Linked DNA regions of Homo sapiens: regions 2 and 3 are each linked to region 1. A link is a loop called in an ENCODE intact Hi-C map of the cell type or tissue named here. Cell type or tissue: IMR-90. All regions are shown on one strand.

The links. A loop is a pair of places that touch in the nucleus more often than their neighbours do. Peaks named below come from ENCODE experiments on the same cell type or tissue, not always from the same donor. Only the 100,000 strongest peaks of a DNase experiment are listed, where the experiment ranks them.
Region 2: it touches region 1 in a loop (7-fold over the local background); 3 of 110 quality-filtered maps call a loop at or near these places.
Region 3: a loop joins it to region 1, with 3 times the contacts of the local background. A loop is called at or near these places in 2 of 110 quality-filtered maps.

Annotation. Positions count from the first base shown.
Region 1 is chr2:174,846,203-174,848,702 of GRCh38, reverse strand. It overlaps CHN1 (chimerin 1), which reads left to right. Exons shown (of 13, transcript NM_001822.7): 7 at 1,746-1,823. Among named protein-coding and RNA genes, the nearest start is that of CHRNA1, 83 kb to the right of the region's middle. In IMR-90, no CTCF peak of the experiment used is centred here; a DNase peak (open chromatin) is centred at 1,002; H3K4me3 peaks cover 1,469 bases; H3K27ac peaks cover 1,044 bases.
Region 2 is chr2:174,984,813-174,987,312 of GRCh38, reverse strand. The region is part of intron 1 of CHN1 (chimerin 1); the gene reads left to right. Among named protein-coding and RNA genes, the nearest start is that of CHN1, 19 kb to the left of the region's middle. In IMR-90, a CTCF peak has its summit at 1,433 (motif pointing right); a DNase peak (open chromatin) is centred at 1,462; H3K27ac peaks cover 644 bases.
Region 3 is chr2:174,971,992-174,974,491 of GRCh38, reverse strand. All of the region lies in intron 1 of CHN1 (chimerin 1), which reads left to right. Among named protein-coding and RNA genes, the nearest start is that of CHN1, 32 kb to the left of the region's middle. In IMR-90, no CTCF peak of the experiment used is centred here; DNase peaks (open chromatin) are centred at 1,351 and 1,841; H3K4me3 peaks cover 522 bases; H3K27ac peaks cover 1,000 bases.

The sequences.
Region 1 (2,500 bases):
CAGTCATTTGTTATTTTTAATGTCTAGCATAGCTTAAGAACCACTTCATGCCCTAATTAAAGTAGAATATGCACTGGGCACATACCTCCTGTAGATTATGAAATCTGAGATTAAAGTATTTACACTACAAATATACTGAATCCATTTAAATACATAGAATTTTAGATGCTTTAAATACAGTGTAACATTGGCATAATTGGTTTAACTTAATTATTATAGCATGAGAAACAGATGATAGGACGTACTTAGGGAACCAAAATGGGAAATGTAAGCATCCTGTAGCACCTTAGTGAAAAAATGTAGGTATTGCTCCTAAGTCAAGTTGTGCTAAGTCTCTCACCTAGCCACCCCGTTTCTACACCAGCAAACAAAAAGTATATGGGTCCTATAAGTAGTTACACTATAATTGAGATCTGTGCAAATAAGGAATTATTCCCAACTGGCTTCCACTATGACCTGGCCTCAAGCTCTCTGAATAAAAAAAATGTTGAGACTAGAGAATTAAAATAATGGTTTCTTCTATGTAAGTGTAGCCCACAACAAAACTACTCATAATACAAAGACAAAACTGACCACTGCAAGCTGTTAGCAATGTGATGTGCATGCTCCTTGTTCTGCATGAAAATAGTATGATACCTAGTTAAACTTCTTTTATCTTTCATCAAAATACTCACCAGTTTTTCCTTGTCTTTAATAAAATTGGGTTTTGGTTAGCTAACCTCAGTCCATAATGAGCAAAGGATACAGATTAGCCTTTCATAATTTACCTGGCAGTGGTGCTGCATTATTTTTAAAACCTAGTGCTGTATGTATGTTAATTTTCCTCTGCTTTTAATAGGTTAAAAAAATTCCATTTTGCAATAATGCATGACTCATTCATTTCTCATTACCTTCCCACTGATTTTTTTTTTTTTTTTTTTTTTTTTTTTGCCTTGAGCCAGCAAGAAACTTACTTACATGAGAGGAGGGAGAAACAGAGACAGAGTGAGTTTAGGAATACAGTACTTAAATACTGTTGCTTGATTTTCATTGGTTATCTCCTTTCTTACGGTGGCCAATCTAATGCAGCCTTCCTTGTGAAATCCCTCCCTTCCCCCCACCTTCCCTGCTAGGGGCTTCATAGGGTGTCTGTTGCTAGAAACTGATTGCAGGCAGTATGTAGGCATCTTTCATTCAGAATGGACATTAATATCTTGAATAGAGAAGAAAGCTTTTAGAAATGTATCATTTGTCAAAATTGCATGCCTTTTAAAAAATGATAAAGAGAGATGCTGAGTGTTTTGTATGTTAGCATCGACTCTTTCTTTTTATTTCTGTTCAGACTCAAGTTTTTAGAAGCTAGAATATAGATCCCTTTAAGAAAAAAAAAGGAAGAAAGAAGAATTTGCTGGTTAGTCGACCTCTGTTTAAGAAGTGCTTCATCCTCCTCCTCCACCTCTCCGTGGTGTTTCTCTGCAGCTCTCTGTAGGTTAGGGTTCTGTGCTGCCTGGCAGAATGCTCATGTGTTAGCTGAATAGATATCATCGACAGACATAGACCACTATAGGTTTTCTTTCCTTGTGAATTCCAAAATGCCATCCAAAGAGTCTTGGTCAGGGAGGAAAACTAATAGGGCTGCAGTTCACAAATCAAAACAAGAGGGCCGTCAGCAAGATTTATTGATAGCAGCCTTGGGAATGAAACTGGGTTCTCCAAAGTCGTCTGTGACAATCTGGCAACCTCTGAAACTCTTTGCTTATTCGCAGTTGACATCACTTGTTAGAAGAGCAACTCTGAAAGAAAACGAGCAAATTCCAAAATATGAAAAGATTCACAATTTCAAGGTAAGAATATTTGCTTTTAGTCTTTTAAGAAATGCATATTACTTGAAATATATAATATTAAAGGAATATCTTATGTCTTTTTAAAACTAGGATGACTTGACTAAAATGTTCTTGCTATTTAAGGAGTGAGATGTTTTCAGCCTGATTTTACTTGAGGAATAGCTGAATAAGGCTAATAGAAATCCAACCCTGTTTTTCTCTAATGCTGTTCTAATATTGTTTTATCAATGTGTACTCACTGGTAAAAGTCTTGACTGATATTTAAAAGGTCTCAGTTAATGATGATTTTGGCATTGTTTTTATTTGTGATACAAATGTGTCTGAATACCTCTGTTGGAGATTTTATGAGAGGATTAGATCTGTGTTTCTGGTAAAAAGCTTTGGATATAAGAGGCATGTGCTGTTGCATCTGGATTGAGCAGATGGTTTGCATTTCTCATAGTTTCTGTCTTTTCTCCCCTGTTAATGAATTGACCATGATGAAAGGAGGATGGCTACCATGGGACTGTTGATGCTGCTGACACTAGCAGCTTCTCCTCACTTTTTGAGTATTTGCTTTCACCATGTATGCGTATGTGTAGTTTTTAATTATTGTGTTAATGTGGTTTATCAACTGTACTTGAATTTTCTTTCAAGGTGATATGTGTGTTGATTCAAGCTGTATGTAGATCTAGTCT
Region 2 (2,500 bases), 140 kb before region 1:
TTTCTTGCTATGTGAAATAATAAAACCATACTAGAGTTGACCCTTGAACATGATGCTTAGGAGGGCAGATATCCCCTGCCCCCTGCCCCGCCTAGTCTGTCAAAAATCCACGTATTTGACTTCCCCAAAACTTTACTAATAACCCACTGGTTACTGGAAACCTTACCAATAACATAAACAATTGATTAACGCATATTTTGTGTTATATGTATTGTATACTGTATTCTTACAATAAAGTAAGCTGGAGAAAAAATGTTATTAACAAAATAATAAAATCGGCTGGGCGTGGTGGCTCATGCCTGTAATCCCAGCACTTTGGGAGGCCAAGGCAGGCAGACCATGAGGTCAGGAGATGGAGGCCATCCTGGCTAACACAGTGAAACCCTGTCTCTACTAAAAATACAAAAAATTAGCTGGGCGTGGTGGTGGGCGCCTGTAGTCCCAGCTACTCGGGAGGCTGAGGCAGGAGGATCGCTTGAACCCAGGAGGCAGAGGTTGCACTGAGCCCAGATCGCGCCATTGCACTCCAGCCTGGGCAACAGAGTGAGACTCCGTCTCAAAACAAGCAAACAAACAAAAAATCATAAGGAAAAGATATTTATTGAAAATATGTGGATCGTTGTAAATGTCTTCATCTTTGTTGTCTTCATGTTGAGTAGACTGAAGAAGAGGAGGGGTTGGTTGGTCTTACTGTCTTAAGGGTAACAGAAGCACAAGAAAATCTGTTTATAAGTAGAACCACGTGGTTCAAACCCATGTTGTTTAAGGGTCGGCTGTATTTCTAAAGTCTAAAGAGAATCATGGACATTGTGACTCTGGGGTGTTTTCTTTCGTATTAGTCTTGTGTTTGTTTTCGTCTTTACATACTATGTATCTTAACTCTTAATCTGTAAACTTTTGGTTATTAGGCATACACATATGGTGGATCTATGGATGTGTCTATTCATTAGTTCCACTATATTTTAGAATTCTTGGTAACTTTTTTGGTTTATATTTTATGAAAAACAAAGGGCCCCCTTTTCTTTTGCAAGGTGTATTCTATAGCTGTGTTCGCTATATTATAAAATTAGGAGAGTAATTCTAACTTCTCTGCTGAGTAGGTGCTTTTTAAATTTCTTTGGTATATCAGATTCTCAAGCTTCATTACATAATATATCTCTGTGGCATAACTCCTGAAGATAATATAGGGATCCAGTGTGACGGTTTGGCTATAAATATTTCACATGATTTAGAATAATCTAATCTCAAATCCACAATTGCAGTTTATTATAGTTATGGATGTTTGGACCCTGGAAAATTAACCTTTTAATTTAAATTAAAGTAACAGTTTGATTATTGGGAATATTGTATTGAACATTTATAATGATTTGCTTTTGGAATTATACTGATGAATAGAGTGAAAACATTTTCCAGAGAGTCCACAAGATGGCACTTGCCAACTTGTTTCCTCTGTTTTTCCTTAACTTATGGAAATGCAGCAAAATTTAAGAAGGAACATCTAAATATTTATGCCCTTAAAATGCTAAAGTTTAGATTTCTAGAAGCTTTAGTCAAGACTCCTTGAAATTGATGAGCTTCAATTTAACATTTTAAACAGTGTTCATTTCCGGTATAGGAGCCAAAATCCTTTGTTGAAGATCCGTAAAACACACTGGGATCTGTAGAATACAAAGGGCTGCCTGCATTCACTATGTTTGCCTTTACTTTTAAAGTAATAATATGATTTATGAGGCTTGTAGTCTATATGTCTCATTTCTAGACATCTTAAAATATGGACATTTATTAGAACAATGGGTATTAGTAATTGCTCTAAAGTAACTGTTATTTTTTATTTAAAAACAAGATGATGTAGTTGGAATATATTATGTAATTTTTAATTATGAATGAAATTTAATAAGTGGAATGGTAATGAAGGACGACAGGAATCTACCCAATCACAGTGTTAATTAAATTAGGCTTCTTTTTTACTCTTGTATATTTGACAATTAATACTGCTTTAGATGTTTACTGTTTACATTAACATTGTCATTAGGGAAGGGAATGATGTTGAAATTATGTTGAGGTTGGTAGGGAAGTTTTATATTGTTTATTGCTTTCTGAAATCTTGTCAATAATTTCAATGGAAAGAGCTACATGTTCATAGAAGACTAAAACATTAAAGTGTATCAACTAAAATCTAGAGCAAATTAGGTTTAGGTCTATAGCATTCTGATTTTTCTCAGCCTCATCATAAAAATCATCAAGCAAATAGTATCAAAGACATATCATAGAATAAGAAAAGCCCAAGGAACTTTCTCTTGAAACCTAAGACTTGCAAAAATCTAAATATAAGCTTATAACCATGTATTTTAGAGAGTTGTGAAAGCACTCATTTTTTTTCTTCATTCTTGTGAAGGTTTGTTGAAGAAAGAATCTATTACATATGAAGAAAGAATCAATACAGGTTTCTTTTTAAAAACGATTTTGTATGTACTGGCTGCTAAGCTTGCATAATGAATAT
Region 3 (2,500 bases), 130 kb before region 1:
CTGGTAAAAGCACATGAAAATGTTTTTTCATTGCTGTCATTTGTCTGTGCTTGATGTGGGTTTGAATCAGATAACTTTTTCATTTTCCAGTGACAATGACCTTTTGCTTTTCAATTCCTAGTATTCAGCATCCTTGCGGGCATTCCAACAGTGTTAGTGCAGTAAAGCATGCAGACGATATTTTCAACAAAATGCTTGTTCACAGCTGCGTGACATAAATCACTCAGTCTGCTTTTTGAATAACAAATAATATTGCTTATTAGAAATCCACATCAAGTCTGGAGTTAAAAGAAGACTCTATTTGAATATTTTAAAACAAACCGATTATCCACCTTTCCATTTTAGTAAACCTATTGGACTGTAACATTTCATATGTGAAGTATGTTTGGCATTGTCACGGTATTTTGAGTCCTGAAGTGGAAATGGGAAAAAAAGAAGTAATATTTTCTAAATAAGGGCATTTTGGAAAATTCTTTAAAGTATGATATCTTGAGACCTCTAGGTATTCTGTTTACATATGTTCATATAAGAGATACCTTGTAGTACTTTAATTCACATATTTCTTCATATAGCTTTCTAGTTACATCTATATTTCTTTCCCTGGAAATTTCCTTAATGTCAGATACTTCAGGAATAAAGGTAAAAGGTTTTTTGATGGTAATAATAATAACAATAACAATAGCTAATATTCATTTGTCCAATTGACGTGCCCTGGGTCAGACTCACAATTAGTAAGTGCTGGTAGAGACAGGTTTCCAGACTTCCAGGGCCCACACTTCTCACCGCTGTCCTGCACTGCCAAAGCTGGCAGCACAAAGTGGGGTGGGTCCACATCGTCAGTCCTGAAACTCACATCAACCTGGCTGAAAATGTGTAACTTCTCTTCCTCCTGAGCACCCAGAAGTGAAGTGCCCAGGCATCCTTCATCTTTTGCTTGCTTTTGCTGCTGCTTCTTCATCACTTTGTCTTCTCTTGTTTTGCTTGTGCATAGAAAATATCCCAGAACTTACTTTCAGTCATTAGCTTCCCTGGCCTTGAAGTATATTTTGTCACCTCCTGCCTAGGTTTCTGCCCTTCCTGAAAAAACCGTGTTTTGTGAATGGGCTTCCAGCAGCCTGAGTTGGTCTACTGATATCATCAGGAAGATTTACAGTGCTCTGTGGCATCTAAAACACTGAATAACTGTGCTTATTATGTATGTTTTCTGTTTCATGATCTGGCAAAATGTTGTCATGATAGTTCTGCATATCATATGTTGAAGCATGGGTTATAGTAGGAAGGAGGCATGCAGATTGCACAGTAGCCCATTCAACTGTGGAAGATACCAGAGAGCATAATCATTGTTATCCAGCATTCTCTTTCTAACTCTTAGACTTTTACTGTGATGACCCAGTGTGGAAGAATTTGTGGTTGAACAACTGAAGAGTTCAAGGCAAAAATAGTGTTAGGGTGATCCTGGGTCACTAGTAAAGCTATGAAAGCTTTAATTTTCTTTTTATATTTGATATAAAATGAGGATAGAACACTAGAAAAAGAGAATATCAGTGATTATATTAGGAACTTTTCAGGATCTCCCTCATTTAAAATTTGGAGAATATGTTTATTAGTTCACTTTTTCTGTGGATGCAGATATTATGCATACTAAGGGGTTATATTTTCTATTTCTGATCTTCCTTATGCATAGCTGAGTCAGAATTTGTTAAACATTCTCTCTGATAAGGTTATGTAGTATAATTCCTTACGTGATAACGCTTAGCCTTGGCACTGAATCAACCTGACTTTATGGCCACCCTCCCTCCCTCCTAATAGAGTGAGTGAGGAGGACAGTTCCAAGATCTCACTTTACTTTCTTTGCTCCAACTTCCATTGTCTGAATGCTGCATAGCTCAAACTACGACTACTGCTCTGCCACCCACTTCACCTTCTTTTTTTCTTCCCAATCCTAGATCACTCATTTATTAATCATCCCCAACAAAGTGATTCATAGACTAAATATTACAGGAAGTGTAAATTCCAAGATTTTAGAAAGTCTGTCTGCATATTCTAGCAGGAATGTTTAGCTTAGGGGAATTTGAAATTGGGTTAGGGATTACTGTTCTTGACCTTACAGGACTCCTTCTTGAGATGCAGACAGTAAGTGCCTGTCTTGTCACTAAGCTTATTGGAGTGATGAAGCATCAGGATATCACCCTGCCGTGGGTCAGAGAGAAGATATTTCTTGGACTTGATGGTTTGAGTGAGATGACAACTCTTTTTGGACACGGGAACCAGAGAACATCCTAAACATTTCATTGAAGGTTATACTCAAGCTTGAGCTACAAGGAAACCAGTAGCAGCAAGGAGAAGACTTTAATAGCATCGTGAATGAACCTGACCATAAGGGATACCAGCTTGTTGTCCTGGAAGCTGGGCTTGAAGCCAGATACCTCAGGGTTATTATTGTTCATTGTTTAGCCTAGTGATAGTTGTCGGGCCCTTGTGGACTGCACTTGAAGTATTT